Regions from separate parts of the Homo sapiens genome. Here region 2 is linked to region 1. Evidence: chromatin loops called from intact Hi-C (ENCODE). Cell type or tissue: B cell. All regions are shown on one strand. Links, peaks and the distances in the headings refer to the core of each region. The heading gives the core; the rest is flanking DNA.

Region 1 (16,084 bases), core at 3,594-11,593:
TTGGGGTTTTGAAAGGAGAACTCAAGTTAATTTTTTTTTCTTGATGAAAGCTATGTCAGGAAAGGCCATTTTTACCACTTCAAGTTAGCTTAACGTGGGTGATATATCACATTGATATTTTGAAGATGGATTTTTCAAGGCAAAAGCAACATTCCCACTGGGAGGGAATGGAGTTCAGAGGTGGGCTTGCTGCCATTTGGGGGCTCTCTTATCCACCTCCTAACTTCGTGCTTTGTAGTTAACCTTGTGAGAGAGAGCAGGGGGCAGGAGGCCTTCTAACAAAGCTTAACTGTGTTAAAATAATTAATTGGGAGGCTATCAGGCTGAGGCAGCTGCAGCATCTTGGGTTCCTACGTAAGCAAATCAGAACCCAACTCAATGCAAGCAGTGAAATAAAACGTAAGCCTAACCAATCAGAAACAGCCAACTAACCTCTATCTAGGGACTCTCCACTTTAACCAATCAAATATTTTCTTTGTCTTGCTTTCTTAAACACTTTATGAAAGGTTCTCCTGAAGCCGCTGCTGTGTAGCACCCAAACACCTGTCATCCAGTGCTGCCCAGTTCATGAACTGCTGAATGCTCAAATAACGGTGTTAACATTTTAATGCGCCTGAGTTTATCTTTTAACAACTCTTTTGCTTCCCCTTCATCTTTCTCTCCTCCATAAGAAGCTTCTAATCTCAAGTGATAATATTTCAACCCCACAATGGGAAAGAGACCAGCCACCAGGAGAGTGGAGTAGACAATCCTGCATGGGGTATCCAGGCTTCTGAGCCTGAAGTAACTTCATAGAGTCCCACACACCCTTCAGGGTTAGGGAGCAGCCACATGTTTGTTCTCCCATGTAGCACAGAGGGGAGCAGGGATGGAGCTGAGAGCCAGCAGACCTGATGTGTGAAGGCCAGGATGCCAAAGCAGATACAGTGGGGACCACATGACTCAAGACCAGACAGGGATAAGGACACATCACTGGGTACCAGTGCAGACCTATTACATCCCTATGACTGACATCTCTCACCACTACCCCACTCCACCCCTGCCCCACTGTTAGATAATGGGTGTCCGAACTCAGATACCTTTCCTGAAGGACACTGGGAGGTGGAAGAATTCTAGACTTAAATTTAAGAAAGAAACACAGAAAATTCTTGAAGTGACTGAGTTCTCAATTGGTAAGACTGTGCTTTCTGGTATTAAGTGAAACTGAACCTCAGGATTGAGACTCTAGTCTCTAGCAATGATAGTAATACTATAATGATTATAATAAACAAAGCTTCCTTTCTTGCAAAGCCAAGTTACAAGGCTTGAAAATGGGAGCCAACCCCCACCCACCCTACACACCAAATTTGTGCAGAAATGTAGAGGCTGAAAATAAAATGTGGATTTTTATTCTATAGATGGGGCAAACAAAGCTCAAGTGCGTAAATACTTACCCTGGAGTCACCAACATCAGACGATTAAAAACCAAAACCTGAGGACAGCTATTTTTGCCTTGGCTTTCATTCTAACTACCATACAAGCACGTGCTCAATGACTATGCAAGAAGTGCTTTGGCCTCAGAGACATTTGGAGAGCACCGAGAACAAACATCTGTAATTTAGAACGTTTCCTTGGAACAGATCATTTGAGCGTTGGGGTCTTCAGAAGCACTAGAAGTTCCTTTACAGAAACCAGGGTGAAGGCAGGAACTGGAAAGAGGAGGTGGTTAAAAGAAGCTGGAGTTCTGAGAAGCCTGTGGATCCTTTTCAATAGAAGAAAATAAGCAGTTTCAGACAAGTTCTATCTTGAAATTTCCATACAGATGCAAGTTCCCAGAAAGCAGCAAGTTAATCCCAACAAGTGATAGCTATAGTCAAAGCAAGTCTTTTTCTCCTGGCAAGGGGGAGAGGGCGTAACTACACAATTCCCATCATTTTTAAAGCCATCCTTTAAAGCTTACCCCAAAATTATACACACACCCCACTCACATAAATCAACTACAGAGCTCATCAAACCTTAGAACTGAGAAGTGTTTCCAAAATTATCCAGTCTAGGGACCTCATTCTGCAGATAAGGACTCAGACACCCAAAGACAGTGTGCCCCACCCATTGTTACCAAGTCAGTTAGAATTGAAAATAAAACTCTGGTCTTCTAATTCCTAGTGCAGACCACTTTTATCCATTGCTATCATTCTAAAAAAAAAAAAAAACAAAAAACAAAAAAACAAAAAAAAACTGGTGATGCTGTTTGTTTGTCCAGTACTGACTTTCTCCAATATGACAGCAGGACACAGCAAGGAAATAAAACATAACAGTGTAATTGGAAAGAGGTAAGTGGACAAGAGACTTCAGTCAGGTGGGCACTGGCCCCTGAGTGAGGAATTAAGTTGGTTCCAATAGTCTGGAGCAGTGGTTTCCAAATGTTTTGATCACAAGTCATTAAAAAGTTTGGGCATTAAACTTTTTAATGACGTGATCAAAACATTTGGAAACCACTATATATAAAAACATATATATATGTGTGTGTGTGTATACATATATATATATAGAGAGAGAGAGAGAGAGAAACATAGCAAAAGATAGGGAATTTTAAAAGATGATATTTTTAAAATAAATTTTAATAGAAGTTGACATGATACAGGTGAATCTCTATAACAAATATATCTCCCAAATTTCAGTGGCTTGACAGAATAAAGTTTCTTTCTTTCTCATGTTGGGTTTGGTAGAGAGGGCGTTGGCCCCTTGCATTCATTTGAGGATGCAGGATCTTTCCATCTCATGGCCCTTTCATCCTCTAAGGCCTTGGAATCCTCTTCTTTTAACCAAAGAATGGAGAAAGAGAGGAAGACTTGAGGCCTGCATGGTGCAAGGGGACTTAAGACCTAGACCTGGAAGGGGCAACATTATGGCATCATGGCTGCCCTGACTCCATTCGTCCAAAGGCAGTCATGTGGTCCCAGCAAGGGAGGCTGGGAAATGTAGTCTAGCTCATGCTTGGAAGGAAAAGGCAATGAGGTTTAGTCAATACACAGCAAACTCTGACACAGAAATTCAAGTCTCCCCATATCCCAGAAAAGTTTTTGAGCACTCTGCAAGGTTTCCCATTTGGAAACTATTAGCCTGGAAGATTAGGCATAGACTGACCCTGTCAGCCCCTATTCCTCTCCCACAGAGCAGGACTTCCTGAGGAGAGCCAGATTTAGGGCTAGATGGGAAGATGTTAATAATAGCTAGCATTACTGACAATTTACCCTGTGTCCAGCACCAACTAAGCAGTTTACACGCATTAACTCATTTAATCCAGCAAAAACTCAGTGATGTAGATGCTATTAGTATCCCCATTTTCCAGATGAGGAAATGAACTTAAGCCCAGGGAGACTGAGTAACCTGCCCCAAATCACACAGTGTCAGATATGGAATTTGATGTCCATCACTGGCTCTAGAGTCTGTGCTGTCCATCACTACCTTGTGCTGAGTCTAGAGGGAAAATGGGAGATAATTCCCAGCTCTGCAGGCTTTCCACACCAGGTAAAGACAGGACAGAAGAGCAGCAGGCTGCGGCTGAGGTGGGTAGGTGCCACGAGTGGGGCTGTACAGGGAAAGCAGAGTCAGACAGGGATAGAAGGGTGGGCACAAGGTAAGTGGGAGTGAAGAAAAGTGAGCTTGCAGAGTCAGGCTATTGGAGCTCAGCCATGCCATTCAGGAAGCAAGTGCAGCATGGAGGACTCAGAGAGCCCAGGTAGTGCCCAATGCCCAGAGGAGCCCCTTGCACGCCGGTCCCTGTCCTTGATTAAACTTGCAATGACAACTGGGAAGAAGTCAGCACCACAGAGGTGGCCATGGCCTGCCCACATCCCAACTGCTCCCAGAGCTCATGCCTGTTTCATCCCAGGACAAGCTCAGCTACTCGCCTGCCCTGGCAACAGGTTCCGAGTGTCACCAGCACTGCAACAGCCCCTGTGGTGTGCTGGGTCCTCCAGGCTCACTCTGGCCCTTCTGATGCCCTAGCCCCTTGGGCCGCCTTCTAAGGAGTCCACCTGTCCTCTTCACACCAAACGGACCTAATTTACCCAGGTAGAAAAACTCTCAGTGGGTGTCTCCAGGGTACCGTCCCCACTGTCACCGCATCATATTCTAAGCCAGTGGGTGAACAACCTCGGTTCTGGCTCCCCTTTTAACGTGATCAGAGTCTGCCCATGGGCAAGAAAACAGACTCTGTCAGATCATGCATTCTTGTGTTGCTCCTGCCATAACTTTGACCTCCAGCAAATCACCCAGTGCCTCAGTTTCCCCACCGTAAAAGTAGCTCAGAAATGTGATGACTCAAGCCCCCAAAGAAATTCTGGGTAGTTTTGTGTGTCTTCAACACTGCTGAGTGTTTTTTCCAGGTGGCTGGATGACAAATCTTCCTCTAGGATATGTGGGGTTGTAATTTGCCCTCAGAGATGCAGGTGCCCCAGGAGTCTCCTTTAACAAATGAAAAGCCGGTCTCTGCCACATGCCAGGATGCTTGTGAACATCACAGAGGCCACCCGAACCCTATCACAGACCTTCCCTGCTCTGGTGGCTATTAACTCTCCTTCTGAGAAAAACCTCTGAGGATCGGAGCCCACATTTTGTTCAGGGATCCAGCCTGGGCTATTGCCCCAGCTCCAGGAAAGAAGGAGCTGCATGCCTTCTCTGCTTCTATTCTGATTTTTTTTTTTTTTTTTTTTTTGAAGTGGAATCTCGCTCTGTCGCCCAGGCTGGAGTGCAGTGGCACGATCTTGGCTCACTGCAACTTCAACCTCCTGGGTTCAAGCGATTCTCCTGCTTCAGCCTCCCAAGTAGCTGGGACTACAGGTGTACGCCACCACAGTCAGCTAATTTTTGTATTTTTAGTAGAGACAGGGTTTCACCATATTGGTTAGGAGGCTGGTCTTGAACTCCTGACCTCGTGATCTGCCTCTAGGCCTCCCAAAGTGCTGGGATTACAGGTGTGAGCCACCACACCCAGCCCATTCTGATTTTTTAAAAACTGTCCCACATATCAACCCACCATGTTACCACCTGTTTTAACCAATTTGTATTGGAAGTAATGGGCAGAAAGTGTTAAGCTGTGCCGCATATTATGAAATATGACCAGCCCACCCTGGAACACTTTGCAAGGCTCTATCACCTCCACATCCTACTTAACCCTTATAGCTGTCCCAGGAGAGCCCACTCCCTCCACCATTGTATAGACACAGAACTGCTGCACAAAGAACAGAACATAAGCAATTTGGTCAAGATCACTGAAGCAACTGGGATTCGAACCTAGGACTTGCCTGACTCCAAATCCCAGCTATTAACACTTCACTCTGCCTCATCAGGGGGAGAGAAAAATTACATAAGCCAAGGAGAGGTGGTTACATGGAAAGCAAATAAAGAGGAGAAGTGAGTGATCTCAGCCATGGAAGGTTGACAATTCAGGCCATGCAATATATGCTTATTATTATGGTAGACTTCCTATTTGACCTCTTTGAACTTGTGAGATCACTTTAATTCTATAATTTACTTATTCATTCTTTCACTAAGAATTTGCTGAAAATTTATCATGTGTGAAAATGTCTTGTAAACTCTTTTTTTTTTTTTTCCCTGAGACAGAGTCTTGCTCTGTCGCCCAGAGCTGGAGTGCAATGGCGTGATCTCAGCTCACTGCAACCTCCGCCTCCCAGGTTCAAGCAATTCTCCTGCCTCAGCCTCCTGAGTAGCTGGGATTACACGCGTGCGCCACCACACCAGGCTAATTTTTGTATTTTTAGTAGACGGGGTTTCGCCATGTTGGCCAGGCTGGTCTTGGAATCCTGACCTCATGATCTGCCCACCTCGGCCCCCCAAAATGCTGGGATTACAGGTGGGAATCACCGCGCCTGGCCACAATTATTAATTTTTAAACCTGGTGAGAGATGCAAAAGATGTCTGCCCTTAAGGAATTTATAACTTGTTGAACCTAGAATACATATTTCCCTTCTTAGAACAAAAATCAAGCATCTTCTAATAAAAGTGGGAAGGTACAGGATGTAGCTAAAGCATTTCTGTCAGGGTTTTCCCACTGTCCCTTCCTGTTCATCACTGTCCCTTCCTGTTGACTCATTTCAACTTGGGATTCACTATGACCACTAGATCCTTTTCCTCTCTATTTCTCTTTAAGTCCATTCTAACCACCTGGACATTATTTAATCCCAAATTCACAATGCCCACCTTCCCAATCTTTAACTGACTTGGTGAGCTATTAACAAGAGTTCTATTTGACCCAACGACTCACGGAGGAAAGAAGAGAACTTCACATTTGTGGGACTGGCCACAATATGCACTCAGGAGCTGTAGGACTAATGGCCACTCCTCAGAGAGTCCTTGGGGTAAGTGAGGCATAACAGAGAGGCTAACTATAGTAAGTAAGTGGGCTGAGCCTGGCCTGGTTGCTCTCAGCCTTTTCCGCCACTCATTTCCATCAAAAGACTGCCTTTAGGAGCAACGGAGGTTAATGAAGCTGTCCACAATGGGGCAGCCAGCGGTAGTGCGACTGAAGTGGAAATCATGTGAGTTAGGTGAAAAAGTACAAACTGGCCTGATTCAGGGAGCTGCCACCCAGCTGGAGAACAGGTGTTACCTCTCAGTGGGCAGAGCTGCACAAGGCCAGATCCTCTCCCTTCTTAGTCACGAAGGTGCCCTCTGGCTCCAAGGGGAGGAGAGGGAACCAGACCTCACTCCCCAGGCCTCAGACCCCCCATCTCTCTCCATGTCCTTCCCGCTGTGACCTCCTTCAACGGTATAATCACTCAGCCTGTTAGGCACTAAGTAGTAAAACTGGTCAACCTTTAAAACCACTTTTCATTACGAAGGCCCAAAAAAAGATAAAAGATGAAATTTAATGGGGGGTGGGGGGGCACAAGAGGGTGATTGAAAAAAACACAGATAATTTCTGGAATTGGATCTGTTAAGCCTTACACATTAGTCCCCGCCCTCGGAAGTAAGGGCCTGTCATTCTGTAAAGGGACGCAGCCACACGCAGAGAAGGTGGAGGTCTCCACCCCTTCCCTCTTCGTCCTCGCCTAGGAGGGACCGTGGTGCCAGTAAAACAGGGACTGGCTGGCCCAGAGCCTTGGGGATCCCCTCCTTTGTCTGGAACCCTCTGGCTCACCGCATCCTTCCTCGGGGCCGCATGGCCCTGCCCCACAAAGCAGGCGTGCTGGGGGCTGCTTGGCCAGGAAAGCGGACGCTTGCAGGGACCACGCTGCTGCCTCTCTTCTGCCCTTTTCCCCTTAGTTTTACAAGTTCCCTGTTCGTTCGTTCTTTCTCTCTCTCCTCTCTCTCTCTTTCTCTCTCCTCTCTCCCGTCTCTTTCTCTCCTTCTCCGTCACTCTCTTCCCTCCCTCTCTCCTCTCTCCTCTCTCTCCTCTCTCTCTCTCTCTCTCTCTCCTGCGAGGAGCTTCAGATTTGTGGGTTGTTTTTAATGCATTCCGGATGCCAGATGAAATTTTGGCCCGGGCTCACCAGTTCCTCTGCTATTGGGACTCTCCCCACCTCCCCTCCAGGCCCAAAGCCGCAAGGAGAGAAATAGGCGGGCGGGCGCCATCTGTTGGCAGTTGCCTGGAGCCGCACGAAGAGGTGGAGAACTAAGGCGGGGCGCAGGTTTCCAGTAAAGAGCTCGATCCGTGATCCTCGTGAAAGAATTAATGTCTACCTGATGAAACTTCCTCGAGGGATGGCCCGGGCAGCGGCTCACGCCTGTTATCCCAGCGCTTTGGAAGGCGGAAGCGGGAGGATCTCTTGAGCCCAAGACTTTCAGACCAGTCTGGGCAATGTGGCGAGACCGTCTCTACAAAAAATAAAATAAAAATAAATTAGCCAGGTGTAGTGGCGCGCCTGTGGTTCCAGCTACTTGACAGGCCGAGATGGGAGGATCGCTTCAGCCCAGGAAGTCGAAGCTGCAATGAGCTGTGACCACGCCACTGCACTCCAGCCTGGGCGACAGAGCAAGACCATGATATTTCAAGAAAAGTCCTTGAGGCAAAAGGTGACCTGCTTTAGAACGCCTCAGTGCTTAGACATGAACAGTGAAGGGGACTGAAGATTGTTGGAACACGGTGCAGAACCCTCTTAGTCTCGTTTTGTTGCCTTATTATGTTCTATTTCAACTTTCAAAAAAAATTGCTGGCATTAGCATGTCGAAAAATTGGTGACATTAGAATGTCAAATTCTTTGAAGGATGGGGATTTTTGCATTCAGTTTTGTGTTCACCAAAATAAGCTAGCAGGAGATTCTGTGCAAGTTGACTTATAAGTATATGGTTTGCTGAAATCTTATGAGGAGAGGGAAATGTAAAGTAAATGAAGTGGAAATAAGTGGTTGTTATGGTTAGGAAAAGGCCATCGTAAGGCTTCATGGCTAGCATGCAGGCCACCGAAGTTCTATCCCAAACAGAAGGAAGCTCTTGTAGGATGGTGAGTTATGGTAGGGTTCTAGGAGGAGTGGGTGTCAGCCTTTTGGGAGGGGGAATGGAAGGGCTGGGAAGGGTGGGAGGAAGTGAATGAAGTTCCAAAGCCAGGAAGCTAGGCACAACCCTGTGAGTAGTACCAATACCTAAGGATGGTTTCTCAGGGACACTCAGAAAAAAGAGCCCAGTCTCCTGAGAGCAAGCATGCAGCCCTATCCCCACATTTTCCCCTGAACATGGTCCTGTCCACCAAATCAGGCCTGAGGATCCTGAAACACCTCCAGGCCCTGGGCCCTCACCCACTAGACAGCCCAGGAACCAGGAGCCTAGGCCTGAATAATGGGAAGCTCTGGTACTGGGCTTTATATTCCTGCATTTTCAACAGGAACAAGACTATGATGTGTGGGGTTTCACACCCTTTCTCCCTCCCTTTTCCTCTCAGAGCCACCTTTGTCTTTGCCAATTTGTCCCTGGGGTTTGGTGACACAGAGGCAGTGGCCAGAAAAGAGAGGCAGAATTGAAGTCGTGGTCATGGGGCTTTTGCTTCTGGACAAGGCTAAGATTTACTTGGATATGAACATAAAAATAAGGAGTTGCTGGAAGAGAAGAGCTGCGCTTTGGATGGGTTTATTAAGAGTTGAGAGCGCGGAAGATGAGGCAGCTTTGGAAATCAGCTGCAGTAGCATGAAGGATACTGAGAATCATTTTAATAAAGACAATTTTTTTTTAAGAGACAGGGTCTCGTGCTTTGGCCCAGGCTAGAGTGCAGTGGGGTGATCACAGCTCACTGAAGCCACAACTTCCTGGGCTCAAGCTGGGACTACAGGCACGCACCACCATGCCCAGCACATTTTTAAAATTTTTTTGTAGAGACAAGGTCTCACTATTTGGCCCAGCTTGGTCTCAAACCCCTAGCCTCAAATGATCCTCTCTCCTCAGCCTCCCAAAGTGCTGAGATTACAGGTGTGAGCCACTGTGCTCCACGGAGGATGAGGTTTATAAGGTGATTTCTGGTGCATCAAGAAGGTATTTTCCTCCCCTCCCTCTGACCTTCAGGGGCTTCTTGAGGGACCAAAACTTGGAAGGTACTTTCCATTGATCTTCTTCTGGAAGAAGGAGAGGGTCCAATAAAACCGCTGTTTATTTGAGTCAGCATCATGCACAGCCCAGGCCACACAGACCCACAGTTATATACTGATTACACATTCAACGCATGTGTGTTCTCAACACTGAAGAGGTAGTGGTAATGAAGGCAGCCATGGGGCTATAGTCCTAGACATTTTATTCCTTTAATATTTAAAGCAAACCTATCCAGCAAAACAAAGGAGGCAAAACAAAACAACAACAACAAAAAAAACCCCTGCATGTCAGTGTTTAGAAAATATCCAGACTATATGTCTTTCCAATATTCATGGAAATCTTTGATCCAAGGTGATGTTGATGAGCCTGTGGGTGGGCTGGGAGTTTGTTGGTGGACCTACAAGGCTGTGGAGCACATGTCAATTCTCCCACCAGTCTCAGGCAGTGACGCCTACTGGTTTAGAGCACAGATTCTAGATCGAGACATTCCTGGGTTCAAATCCCAGCACTGTTGTTTCCTTCCTGTATAACTCAAGAAAGTCTTGGCTTTTGCAGATACCACCGCCACCGGGAGCCCCATACTATTGAGAGGTGACAGCGTGCTGGCAGTCCTCAGAGCCCCGCTTGCTCTCGGAACCTCCTCTGCCAGGGCTCCCACTTTGGCGGCACTTGAGGAGCCCTTCAGCCCACCACTGCACTGTGGGAGCCCCTTTCTGGGCTGGCCAAGGCTGGAGCCCACTCCCTCAGCTTGCAGGGAGGTGTGGAGGGAGAGGGGCGAGCGGGAACCGGGGCTGCCTAGGGCGCTTGCGGGCCAGCTGGAGTTCCGGGTGGGCGTGGGCTTGGCGGGCCCCGCACTCGGAGCAGCCGGCCAGCCCTGCTGCCCCGGGCAATGAGCACCCGGGCCAGCGGCTGCGTACGGTGTACTGGGTCCCCCAGCAGTGCCAGCCCACCGGCGCTGTGCTCGATTTCTCACCGAGCCTTAGCTGCCTTCCTGCAGGGCAGGGCTCGGGACCTGCAGCCCGCCATGCCTGAGCCTCCCACCCGCTCCATGGGCTCCTGTGCGGCCCAAGCCTCCCCGACGAGCGCCACCCCCTGCTCCACAGCGCCCAGTTCCATCGACCACCCAAGGGCTGAGGAGTGCGAGCGCACGGCGCAGGACTGGCAGGCAGCTCCACCTGCAGCCCCGGTGCGGGATCCACTAGGTGAAGCCAGCTGGGCTCCTGAGTCTGATGGGGACGTGGAGAGTCTTTATGTCTAGCTCAGGGATTGTAAATACACCAATCAGCACCCTGTGTTTAGCTCAAGGTTTGTGAGTGCACCAATCGACACTCTGTATCTAGCTGCTCTGGTGGGGCCTTGGAGAACCTTTATGTCTAGCTCAGGGATTATAAATACACCAATCAGCACCCTGTGTCTAGCTCAGGGTTTGTGAGTGCACCAGTCGACACTCTGTATCTAGCTGCTCTGGTGGGGCCTTGGAGAACCTTTATGTCTAGCTCAGGGATTGTAAACGCACCAGTCAGCGCCCTGACAAAACAGGCCACTGGGCTCTACCAATCAGCAGGATGTGGGTGGGGCCAAATAAGAGAATAAAAGCAGGCTGTGGGCGCCAGCAGTGGCAACCTGCTCAGGTCCCCTTCCACACTGCGGAAGCTTTGTTCTTTTGCTCTTTGCAGTAAATCTTGCTACTGCTCACTCTTTGGGTCCACGCTGCTTTTATGAGCTGTAACACTCACCGCAAAGGTCTGCAGCTTCACTCCTGAGTCAGCGAGACCACGAACCCACCAGAAGGAAGAAACTCCGAACACATCCGAACATCAGAAGGAACAAACTCCAGACGCGCCACCTTAAGAGCTGTAACACTCACCGCGAGGGTCCGCGGCTTCATTCTTGAAGTCAGTGAGACCAAGAACCCACTAGAACACACTATCAGCCGTGGTCAACCCCACCATGTTCTTCAACATCGCCATCAACGGGGAGCCCTTGGGCCGCATCTCCTTTGAGCTGTTTGCAAACAAGATTCCAAAGACGGCAGAAAACTTTCATGCTCTAAGCACTGGAGAGAAAGGATTTGGTTATAAGGGTTCCTGCTTTCACAGAATTATTCCAGAGTTTATGTGTCAGGGCGGTGACTTCACATGCCATAATGGCACTGGTGCCTCTACGGGGAGAAATTTGATGTCGAGGACTTCACCCTAAAGCATACAGGTCCTGACATCTTGTCCATGGCAAATGCAGGACCCGATACAAACGGTTCCTAATTTTTCATCTGCACTGCCAAGACAGCGTGGTTGAATGGGAAGCAGGTGGTCTCTGGCAAGGTGAGAGAAGGCATGAATATTGTGAAGCCCATGGAGCGCTTTCGGTCCAGGAATGGCAAGACCAGCAAGAAGATCACCATTGCTGACTGGACAACTCTAATAAGTTTCACTTACGCTTTATCTTAACCACTGGACCATTCCTTCTGTAGCTCAGAGAGAGCACCCTCCACCCCATTTGCTCACACTATCCTGTCATCTTTGTGTTCTTGCTGCAGTTCCCTTTGGGTTCCATGTTTTCCTTGTTCCCTTCCATGCCTAGCTGGATTGTAGAGTTAAGTTTATGAATATGAAATAAAATCTAAATAGGCCGGGCGCGGTGGCTCACGCCTGTAATCCCAGCACTTTGGGAGGCCGACGCAGGCGGATCACGAGGTCAGGAGATCGAGACCATCCTGGCTAACACGGTGAAACCCCATCTCTACTAAAAATACAAAAAAATTAGCCGGGTCTGGTGGCGGGTGCCTGTAGTCCCAGCTACTCGGGAGGCTGATGCAGGAGAATGGCGTGAACCCAGGAGGCGGAGCTTGCAGTGAGCCGAGATGGCGCCACTGCACTTCAGCCTGGGTGACAGAGCGAGACTCCATCTCAAAAAAAAGAAAAGAAAAAACTAAATAACAAAAAAAAGAAAGTCTATAGCCTCTTATGCCTCCATCGTATCTGTAAAGTGGGGATAAAAATAGTACCACTCCTTTCGAGTTCATGTAAGGAGTAAATGAATGAGTAGGTGAAAGTGTTAGCATAGTGACTGCCATATTGTAATGTTTATTAAGTGTTAGTTACTAGCCAGGCAAGGAGAATCATCTCTTGACATAGGCAGGCTCAGGACCTTTGTAAATACTTGTGGTCTGACCATTCAGTCAGATCAACCCAGAGGCCAAGCTGCATATGCGTCCCATGGACTGACTGCATCCCTAGGAGGTACTCCTCTGCTGGGTTGAAGGCATCTCTCAGTTGGTGAGGACTGGCTCCATGACCTCCACCTGACCCTGGTGTACTCTGATTCTCTTGCCCACCTCCCTCTAACAGCCACCCCACCTGCCCCTCATTGGAGATGAGAAAGGAAGGAAAAACAGAGCTGGGCTTCTGTGGTCTTTGTCCTGTCCCCAAAGCCCTCTGGAAGGAATAGAGAGAAATCATAGGATGAGGCTTTCTACTCAGACCCCATGTAACTGCCCGGCCAAAATGGGCCAAGGTAGGCAGCATCCCGCTCAGGTCCTGCAGATGCTCACACACCCTGCTCCCACCTGGCCAAGAGCACCCCTCCTGTTCCTCGGAGGACTGGGGAGTCCCAACTTCCAGTCGCTCTTCCCTTAGGACTCACATGCCTTTGCTCCCCTCCCTGTGGCTTCGCTGGTGCTTCTCACCATACCCAAAGCTCCACCACCTTACTGAGTCACGCATTTACATTGTGCAGTACTGCTCTGGGACCAGGAAAATGACCCACTAATAGCTTACAAACGAGCATGGGCCAAGGTATGGTTGTAATGTTTAAAAATACTTCTGGGTATTTCTGGATCTACTTCTTGGTCTTGTCTCTTATCGCTATTTCCTTCCCTGTGTTCCTCATGCCTCTAACGTGAAGAGCAACTTCACTGCAGCCCCAGCCTCTCCAGTGTCTAGACAGCACCCTGGTAAACTAGGGGCACTTGCCAGGGGGAAAGACCCCGATGAGTCACTGCACTGGGGACAGAAAATGTTCTGACTTCAGTTTTTATTTATCTCATTTTTTAACTTCTATTTTGGGGTATGTTTTAGATTTACATGAAGGCACAGTAATAGCTGTTTACATTAGTAAATAAATATGCAGTTACTGAGGATGCATGAGCAAATGTGGAAGGGCACAATTTTAAAGATTTGGCGGCCAAAGTCCTGGCCCACAGCGCCTGTCTGTCATTCTCTGATCTGGTTTCAGGGAGGTTTTCTTGCTATATCAGCTCCCAGGGTTGTCCTCCAACCAGAGTAATAAACACAACCTCTAACAGAGGGAGGCGCCTGGCACCAACCAACCAGTCAGAAGGACCTGGAGGCTCTGGGTTCAGCCCACATAAACCCCTTAGTTGCTGGACCAAGGGGAGGTGGTAGGGGGACAGCCCAGGGGACAGGATGCACTTGGGAGGCCTGGAGCAGCTGCTGGCTACAACTAGTCAGGAAATACTTTAGAAAGTTGACAGCCAGGAGTGCTGAATATCAGCGCTGACCGCACCTTCTTTCCAAGTGGTGGTTCCTACCAGCTGCACCTTTGCGAGTTTCTTGGTCTTTGCTTATACAGATCCCTGACAGTAAAATGCCCTTCCATCCTTCCTCTGCCTATTAACATTCCATTCATCTGGCTGGGCACAGTGGTTCACACCTGTAGTTCCAGCAATTTGGGAGGCCAAGGTGAGAGAATCGCTTGAGCCTAAGAGATGGAGGTTGCAGTGAGCCATGATTGTGCCACTGCACTCCAGCCTGAGCGACAGAGCAAGGGAAAAATACAGAAAAATCCACTCATCCTTCAAGCTCTAGTTCAGATCCTCCCCTATCAGGGAGACCCCTCTGATGCTCCAGGTTAGAAGGAAGTGCTCCTTCCCTGGCTCACATGGCATGCTCTCACTTGGCTCTTACTGTGCTCTTGCCTCACCCTGAAGGCAGACTGTAAGTTCCTTGAAGGGAGAAACTATTATATTTCAACAAACCTAAGATGCCATGGTTGTAAAATGAATCATTGTTTCAAGTACCTCTAAAAAAGAAAAGAACCTGCCAATGGGCTATGAGTGGTAAGACATACCCTGATTTCGGAGACGTTGACTTTTTTAAAAAAACAGCAAAAGTGCTACTTAGAATGAATGACATGTGGTGGCCAGCTGGCCTGTGTCTCTGCATCGCCCATGTCTAGAATTGTGTTTGATTTGCAGCAAGCATTCAGGAAATGTTTCTGTTTGCTTTTTTCGGGGTTCTAGTGAGGAGTTCCAGAGGAGGAAGTAGAGAAGAGAGCTGGGCTGGAGGAAGATGATGGTGAGACCCGAGGGACTAAGACTTGAGCTAACAAACAAATCAACAAGAAATAAGCAAACAACCACATAAAAAGTGGGCAAAGGACACGAACAGACACTTATCAACACAAGACGTACAAGCGGCCAATAAACATGAGAAAATGTTCACCATCACTAATTATCAGAGAGATGCAAGTCAAAACCTATGAGATACCATCTCACACCAGTCAGAATGGCTACTATTAAGTCAAAAAATACCAGACGTTGGCCAGTCTGGGGAGAAAAGGGAATGCTTATAAACGGCTGGTGAAAACAGCTGGCTAAGAGCCCAGTTACCTTAGTCATAGTTCCAACTCTGCAATGGCCTGTATGTCACCAAAAAGCCACTAATTCCTCTATGATTACCCATATTAAATGAGACAATAGGATAATAATAACTACCATTTACCAAGTTCTAGCAACATGTCAGTGCTTTTATACATATTCATATATTTTCTTAAACAAACAGAAAAGCAGTTATCACTGGCCCTTTTTATTTTTAAAAAGATAATGGGGCCAGGTGCAGTGGCTCATGCCTGTAATCCCAGCACGTTGGGAGGCCGAGGGCAGATCATGAGGTCAAGAGTTCGAGACCAGCCTGGCCAATATGGTGAAACTCCATCTCTACTAAAAATACAAAAATTAGTTAGGCGTGGTGGCAGGTGCCTGTAATACCAGCTACTCAGGAGGCTGAGGCAGGAGAATCGTTTGAACCCGGGAGGCAGAGGTTGCAGTAAGCTGAGATTGCACCATTGCACTCCAGCCTGGGTGACAGGGCCAGACTTCGTCTCAAAAAAAAAAAAAAAAAAAAAAAGATAATGGAAGAGGCAGCCACCCACAGGTCATGGGACCTTAGACAAGCCCCTTCCTGCATTTCATAGCTAGGGAAACAGGATCATAAATGTTAATCACAGGTACCCGGTCTACAGTAGAGAGGTTTTATGAAAATAAAATACAAGACCAAATTCAAAGAGCTTTAAAAACCACAGAGCCAGACAAATGTGAGAGGTTATTATGAGCAAACAATGACATTACAGAAGTGAAAGTGCTCAGTGCCATCAAGAACAAGGGCTCTATTTCACTCCCATGTGTCACCATAATAAAGACAGAGTCCCTGATCTTAAAGGCATCAATTTTGCCCCACTGGAAGCCTTAATTGTAATTCATTAATACAGCAGCATCCTAAAAGTTACTGCCGTTTCTAGGAATCCAAACAACTGGTTTTAGGTCCTAAAG
Region 2 (8,000 bases), core at 1-8,000, 1.9 Mb before region 1:
TAGCCACGGCACGCAGGCCTCAGCTCTCCTTGCTCCAATTCCAGATTCAGCAAGCGTCCTTCTGATTACATTTATTTTCTTTTTCTTTTCTTTTTTTTTTTTTTTTGAGACAGAGTCTCACTCTGTCAGCCAGACTGGAGTGCAGTGGTGAGATCTTGGCTCACTGCTACCTCTGCCTCCCGGGCTCTGGCCATCCTCTTACCTCAGCCTCCGGAGTACCTGGGATTACAGGCATGGCCACCACACCCGGCTAATCTTTTGTATTTTGGGTAGAGACAGGGTTTTACCATGTTGCCCAGGCTGGTCTCGAATTCCTGACTTCAAGTGATCTGCCCACCTCAGCCTCCCAAAGTGCTGGGATTACAGGCATGAGCCACCGCACCCAGCTCTGATTACATTTCTGACAACATATTGGCTTTCTCACATAGCAGTTTGGAGAGTGTTTTTAGTGGTTATTGTTATTTTGTAATAAATGGGGGAAAAATCAATTGAATGACACAAGATTTCTAATATGTTCAACAAGATAAGTTCTGTGATCAGACAACTTCTTTAGAGAAAAAGGGAGAAAAGTTGACAAAAATGAAGGCGGTTTTAGTTATTCCATAATAGGCCAATTGACTAACAGAGGTATTTAAATACTTTTAAAAATTCACTTTTATGACCATATTTTAATGTATTGCCCAAATTTCCTTTTTTCTTCTTCTTTTTTTTTTTTTTTGGGACAGAGTCTCACTCTGTTGCCCAGGCTGGAGTGCAGTGGCGCAATCTCAGCTCAATGCAGCCTCTGCCTCCTGGGCTTAAGCAATTCTTGTACCTCAGCTTCCCGAGTAGCTGGGATTACAGGGCGTCCACGACCACATCCGGCTAATTTTTGTATTTTTAGTAGAGATGCGATTTCACCATGTTGGCCAGGCTGGTCTCGAACTCCTGCCCTCAAGTGATCTGCCTGCCTCTGTCTCCCAAAGTGCCGGGATTCCAGGCATAAGCCACCACACCTGGCCCTAACGTGCTGCCCAATTTTCTAACTAAAGGTCCAAGATCAGAATGTCCAAGTCACTCTACCACATGGGGCAGCCTTTCAATCCCCTGCATCTTTGAGACATTGATGGCTTGCTATGTAGGCAGGTAGCAAGAACTACCTCTGGGCAGTTCTGCCAGAGACCATCACAGAGACCATTCACCCCAGTGGTGAGGCTCTGGCATGCTGGAGGTGGGTGAATCTGGGTTTGGCAGTAGTTCTATGACCTACATAGTTCTATGATCTTGGACAAGTTATTTCATCTTTCTGAGCCTCTTTTCTGATCTATAAAATGTAGAAAATGATAGGACCTGCATAAAAATATAAATCCTATTAATAACATCAGACTACAAGCAACAGATCATTCCGCATCATCCAGCACATAGTGTAGCCTCAACAAATACAGTTAATATCACCTCACCTCTAAAATGATAGATTTCATCAAAGATATACCGCGGGGTCCAATTATTTTGCTATTTTAAAAAAGGCTAAAACGCATGAAGAAAAGTGTATAGCCACTAAAATGGAAAAATGCCAAACAAGTAGAGAATGGTATTAAATCACAGAAATTATTTTTAACTACATAAGCATTTGCAGTCTATCCCTTGCACGAAAGCAGTTGATAAAACGGATCCAATAAAGATAAGTGAATGAACGATTCAAAGAAAATACTGTTAGTTTCTTGGAGTCTCTTGATGGCGTGGGTGTTGTTTTGTTTTGCTTAAGTAAAAATGTAATGTGGATAAAACTATTTTTACAGTTGTTAAAAATATCAGAGGAAATGTTCTGAGGGAGATTTTCATTACTCTAGTCAACCAGAAGCCCAGATAAACATAACTGTGTATTTAAAAACAGAAGCAGAAAACGACAGCACACCACCTAGACAGGAACTTTGAGTCTGATAAAGCTGGGAGTCTGGCTGAGCAGTTCCAGTGGAATAAACCTGCATAGTTAGAAGGTGCAAAGAAACTGATCCTCCAGAGGTCTGAAGGTTGCACTTTCTCTCTTCCTGCCTCTTCCTTGAATGCGTTAATTGTTCCAGGTCTGTTTTGCTCCTATGGAAAGTTTCATAACCCAAAGTGTCTACAACAAAGGTTAAAACAAGCGAAGTAAGCAGATAAAATTACTAAGCTGGCCTGGAAAATTGGGACCGTGTTGTCATCTTTGCCATAAGGTGCATCCACAGCTCTGGCCCTATCTATTTTCCCTATAACCAGCTTTCAACCACTGACACCTGTTCCTTCTATGTTTGTAGCCAAAAAAAAAAAAAAAAAAAAGTCATACGCCCAAGTCTGATTTTCCTCTGACCCTTATTTTAGTTTTTAGCTCTTTGTGTCCTCAGAGACCTGTCATTTACATCAACGTTTTTGTTCTCTATGACAGGAAGCTTTGGGGAACCTTTCACACCTTCTTCACTTTACATTTGCCTGCCATAGAAGACAGAAAGAAAGGAATACAAAACTGTCTCTGTGCTTGGTTCGGAAACAAGAGAGTAGGAGGGAGCCGTGAGCCAATATGATTATGAAATCAGCTGAGGGAAAGATCAGCATGTCTGGAAGCAACAGGTGCGGGGCAGGGGAGGGGAAGCTGGTGGGCCCATCCTGGGGGCCCTTCTGAAGGAAAGGAAAGAAGAAACACGGAATAAAAGAGAATCGGCACAGACAGGATTTCAGTATGAGCCCTCATCCTTCAACGCCTGTTAGGCTTCTCCTGCCTTCTTTGCTGTTTTCACCTTTGATTTTAGAATCATTTTAGATATTACAATTGTGAAAAATAGCACAGAGAATTCGCATACTCCTTTCACCCAAATGATCATCTTAGGGGATATCATAACCCTAGAACAGTACAACGATCAAAACCAAGAAACTGACGTTGGTATAATGTTATTAACTAAACTGCATACACTATCCACATTTCCCCAGTTTTCCCATAAATGCCTTAGTTCAGACCCAGGATCCGACCAAGGGCACCCTCGTGTTTACTTGTTAGTAATGACTCACTTTTGTCTCCCCACATCTGGGATAGCTTAGCGGTCTTGGCGTTGTTTTGTATGATCCTGACACTTTTGAAGGGTACTGGTCAAGTATTTTGTAAAATGCCCCTCAATCAGTGTTCGTCTAATGTTTTCTCAGGGCTATACTGGGGTTACGGATTTGGGGGAAGATTACCGCACAGGTGAAGTGCCATCCTATTGTATTATATCGGGGATCATGATCTCAACACAACAGGGAATGCTAACCTTGGTCACTTGGTTAAGGTGGTGTCTGTCAGTTTCTCCACTCAATCTGTCCTATTTGTCCCTTTCATCCTGCCTTCCTTTAACCTGACCACCACCCTGCATCCCAGCCTGCTCTCCCAGGCCCTGGACTGCAGGCGCAGAAACGCCTGTCCTGTCGGAACTCTCAAAGCGCTTTCCTGTGAAGCTGTCCCGTGTGTGGTGGACAGGATTCTCAACAGGGCATCTCAGGCACCTTAAGGGTTAAACAGGCTTCTGTTTAGAATGACAGGATCCTCCTCCAGAGCCACACAGGGGAAGGAACAGGCCTGCATTACTGATGTTGAAATAAAATCATCTGGAAGTATTTTCATTTGAAGCTGGCTTTCAGACACAGAGGCAAAACACACTAACAAAAGTAATCTGGGGCATATGGTATTCCTTTCAGTCATAGGCATTTTTAATATAAATCCCCTAATCATTTATATCTTGGTTTTCAGTTTATTGTGAAGCCAAATCTCTTATTTCTCTCCAAAGAATAAATTCCCTGCCTAAAAGAAGTGAATTATCCTTGCTTGAAAAAAAGGCAAAGTGCAGCTCATCCTTACTAGACAGATCATCTTGCTATAAGTGCTACCTAAACACAAGCTTTTGTTGCTGCTGTAGTTTCTTTTTTAAATTGAGACTGCAAATATGCTCTATCATGATGAGGTTTTTCAAAGTTCTCCCTTTAGGGGTTCCTTCCTGACTCCTCCTCCCACTAGGTGGCGCTACATATCACATTCAAAGCGGGCTGTTCGAGTCGGTGAATAGTTTGTGTTGAAACCTTTGCAAGAATGTCTCTCGAACTCCCGACGGCAAGTACTAAACTTCATTGTTAATTAAACACTTCCCCGTCTCTTTTCACATTTATTGTCATCAGACAACTGAAACAGGCCAGTTCTGAATTTCTGTAATACAGTCGGGCAATCTTAGGATAAATGTAAGTTTTTAGGGGCCTGAAGAATCATGACCACATAGTAAGGCAAAAATTCAAGAGTTACATCACGAAGGCAAGAAACTGGGGAAAGGCTTCCATTCACTAACTCAGCATTGCCTGGAATATGATCTCAACAGTGCCCCCCAAATTCTTCCCTACTCAGGATGTCCAATACTGCTCAGAAGTTCCCCAATTACTTAATAACATTCCTCTCATAAATTCAATTTCTAAATTTTGGCTTCACAACAGTTTATTTATTCACTATATAAATATCCCCCAGAGAGATTTTTAAACTGTATCAAATTAGCAAAGGTTTTAAAGTGCTGACAAGCATTTTTAAGACATCCTTATAAAATGCAAAGATGAGGGAGTACAATTTCCTCTGATTACATATTAGAGGCACATATTTAATAAGAAACCTTATGTTCACAATTGCAACTCATCGCTTAAGCAGAACAAATTTTCTAAAAGCTTGGAGTTTACTATCATTAGGAAACCCATACCAAGAAACGATGCTCTTTTTCAGCCAAGTTACTATCACTTGGTGGAGGAAGATTTCCCCCTAAGGAAACGAGCTAAGAATATCAAGTTCCCGACTGGGCCCAGCAATTTGACTGATGGTGATTGCAATTTGCAATTGTTCAACTGTGTCCCGGAGAGATACGAGGCCTTTTTGGTTGTTGTTGTTGTTGTTGTTGTTGTTGTTGATATCAGAGAGTTTTGTTTGCTCTGCAACACTCTTCTCATGAAGTAAGCATCTGGTCTATGTGAGGTTAGCCCCTATTGTCATTAATTACACAGGCTTATTTCATTCCCATGACCCTGCCAAAATACAGATTTGGCACTTATTCTTTCCTGGCCAATCAACAGACTTATTTAAAGGAGACAAATATTTTGGCCAGGGTATTTTCTTTTTAAAGAGCAGGCAGGAGATTATAACGTAGTGGTGGATTTTCATGGAAGTCTGTGAATTTCACATAAAGTATAAGAGCGTATTATAAATCTCATCCCTGTAAAGGAATATCCATTCACACAAGGCATTCCAGTCCAAGCTCTACCAAGTGTTTTTGGTGTTGTTTAATGCCCGGACTATGATCTCAATAGTGTCCCCAAACTGTTCCCTACTCAGGATGTCCAATATTGCTCAGAAATTCCCCAACTACTTGGTAACTTTCCTCTCATAAATTCCATCATTGTCCCTGCCTTCTCGGTGTCTGCTCCCGCATGTGTGAGGGTGTGCGCGTGCGTACACACACACACACACACACACACACACACAGAGGAACTAGGCTGATCAACTTGCACTTCTGGTTGTCTATTGGGGATGAGCCCAGAGTTCAGACATTTAGCAAACTAGATGACAGTATTTTGGGTCCCCAGCCTGTGACCAGGTGGGGAATGTCTAGGTACTGAGAACTTCTATAGACAAGTACGCTAGACTCAGAGTCCAAAGTAACATCTCACTCTCTTCCTAGCCCTCATCTATTCCCAATGTTCTTTCCTCTGCTCTAAGGACAGAGCGCCCTTGGCCATCAGTCCACATGACCTTGCATGGGCGGCCAGACTGCAGCTTCGTGGCTCGGATTTCATTTCAAACTCTTCACACAGAAGGGGCTTGCACAGTACAGGAGGGTGGGAAACTGCACATGGAGGGACTTTGCAGCTGCTCCCAGCTGCTACGAAATGCCAATTTCTCCTCCTAGGAATCGAAAGGGCCTCTGCTCAGTATGCCTCTCTAATGGACTTGAAAAACGGGGCCATGATCGTTCGAGGCCAGAAAATTTCAAATTTGGATGAAGTCAGGGGAGCACTAGCTCCTAAACTGTGAGCTGGACAATCTTTGATCTTCCTGTATGCTCTAGAATAAAATGATTCTAGTGATGTCCTTCTCTGCTGAAATTGTCCAGATTTGGCTAAAGAAAAGAAACTGAAATATAAGAAATAGACATGCTAGTGTAAGAGACTGGATAATAAATATTTCCTATCTTGTACCAAAATAATAGACTGAAATATTATTGAATCTAAACATTTATATACATACATATGTATGTGTATGTGTACACACATATTTAACTACTTTATTAATAAGTATCTTTTAGCTTACAAGAAAAAAGAGACATACCTTTTAGTTGGTACAGACAGAAACAAGCAGAAGAGAGCCTCCTTATTAAATTCTAAGCTCGCCTGCTCTTGAACTACAGTAGAGGTATTCGGTCCTGACTTCCAGCAAAGATCTCAATGTTTTGAAGCTAAGGAAACTTTTTCCTTTCCTTTATGAAGCCACCATACATACAAGAGAAATGGACACTATTCATTGCAAGGGACTGCTTTACCGTGACATGCAAGCCACAGACATTTGTTTTAGTGATATCATGTCTGCTAAATTAAGTAATGAGGAGTGTTTTTTTTTAAACTCCACCAGGGTCGAGTTTCTCAGCATATAAAAATTTGCCTTTGTTTTATTTATTTTAGAGAAAGTCTATTAGGACATTTAAATTAGTGAGAATAATTTTCTTTCTAGAGATTTTGAATAATAAATATTTTCTTTATCTTTACTACAAATGTGCTCAAATGAAGGAAGTGTTTATTACTTCACTCTTGGAAAAAACTTCATAAAGTATTTTATTTTCTTCCCAGTGAGAGTAATTGACTGAAAAAGTTCAGCAACAGGTATTTCTAACTGACAAACTCATTCTCCAAGACACTTTCTTCAAACTTGCTAATTGCAGCAGATTTGTCCCTTTGTGAGGACAGTAGGTGGCACTGCCACCACAAACTATCATGGCTAACTGAGTGATTTCACTGGGCAAAAAAAGGCTAGACCTTTTAGGATTCTCCCGTGTCAATGTACACCTAAAAATAATTATATAGGTTTTTCTCTTCCATAATTCACTGCTGGGTGCAAATATCTGGAATTTATTTCTGTTCGTGTGTGTGTCTGTGATAGTGTGGTCATAAGTGTGTGGTACAAATCCTGTATTGCAAAGTTTGGGCTGACTCATGCAGGTCTAACTGAATCCCCTGTTCTAAACTATTAGCTAAATATAAGTAGCTAAAATGCACTTAATATTTAAGTGGCATTCTGGGTGGGAGATTTTTTTTTCATAGACGAGCCTTCAGTCTTGCTCACAAACATCAAACTCCAAGTTCAGAGCCAAGATGAAAGAGAACTGTGGGGAAATTTCATTAAATAATCACATAATCCAGGCTCCATAGGTTGGATTTTTTTAAAATAAGTTTCCTATGTAATTGAGTTAAACGTAAATTTATGCATCCAATAAAAAACCACTGCAAATGGGAAAACAAAGACATTGCTCCAACACTTAGAAAATTAAATTCAGCAAACCGTGAAGTCTACTGTGCAGTTATTTTTGTGACCACCATAAATTGCTTTACAAAACTCTTCTGCTGCAGTAAACAATCCAAGAAGAGATTTACTTTATAGCATGCATTCAGTTTCCAAAGGAAAGAGTGGCCTACAAGTTTATGACTCTTTTTTTTTCTTTCTTTCTTTTTTTTAAAAAACTACTTGTGTTTCTAGTTACCTTGAAACCTTCCTCCCCTTACAGGAGCTCAGAAAGGTCCATGGAAAATAAGATCCAGGTCTGCAGATACACCGTGCCCTCAAATACTCATTTCTGGAATAAGAAGAAACAATCCTACTTTGTGGAAATAAAGTTTATATGGCAAAAGGAAAATAAAGGGTTTTAGTACTAAATATTTCACCATATTTAATAGCACCTCAGAGCCCAACATAGTGTTAGATGTTTCAGACAGTCAGCTTGAAA

Evidence for each region. Peaks named below come from ENCODE experiments on the same cell type or tissue, not always from the same donor. Only the 100,000 strongest peaks of a DNase experiment are listed, where the experiment ranks them.
Region 2: a loop joins it to region 1, with 16 times the contacts of the local background. A loop is called at or near these places in 2 of 110 quality-filtered maps.

The regions. Positions count from the first base shown.
Region 1 is chr17:15,495,415-15,511,498 of GRCh38, forward strand. All of the region lies in intron 4 of TVP23C-CDRT4 (TVP23C-CDRT4 readthrough), which reads right to left. It also overlaps a transcript of TVP23C not described here and the pseudogene PPIAP53. Among named protein-coding and RNA genes, the nearest start is that of CDRT3, 33 kb to the left of the region's middle. In B cell, for the core only: a CTCF peak has its summit at 7,574 (motif pointing left); a DNase peak (open chromatin) is centred at 7,567; H3K4me3 peaks cover 805 bases.
Region 2 is chr17:13,590,959-13,598,958 of GRCh38, forward strand. All of the region lies in intron 1 of HS3ST3A1 (heparan sulfate-glucosamine 3-sulfotransferase 3A1), which reads right to left. Among named protein-coding and RNA genes, the nearest start is that of HS3ST3A1, 7.0 kb to the right of the region's middle. In B cell, for the core only: CTCF peaks have their summits at 3,978 (motif pointing right), 4,180 and 6,939 (motif pointing right); DNase peaks (open chromatin) are centred at 4,003 and 6,983; H3K27me3 peaks cover 658 bases.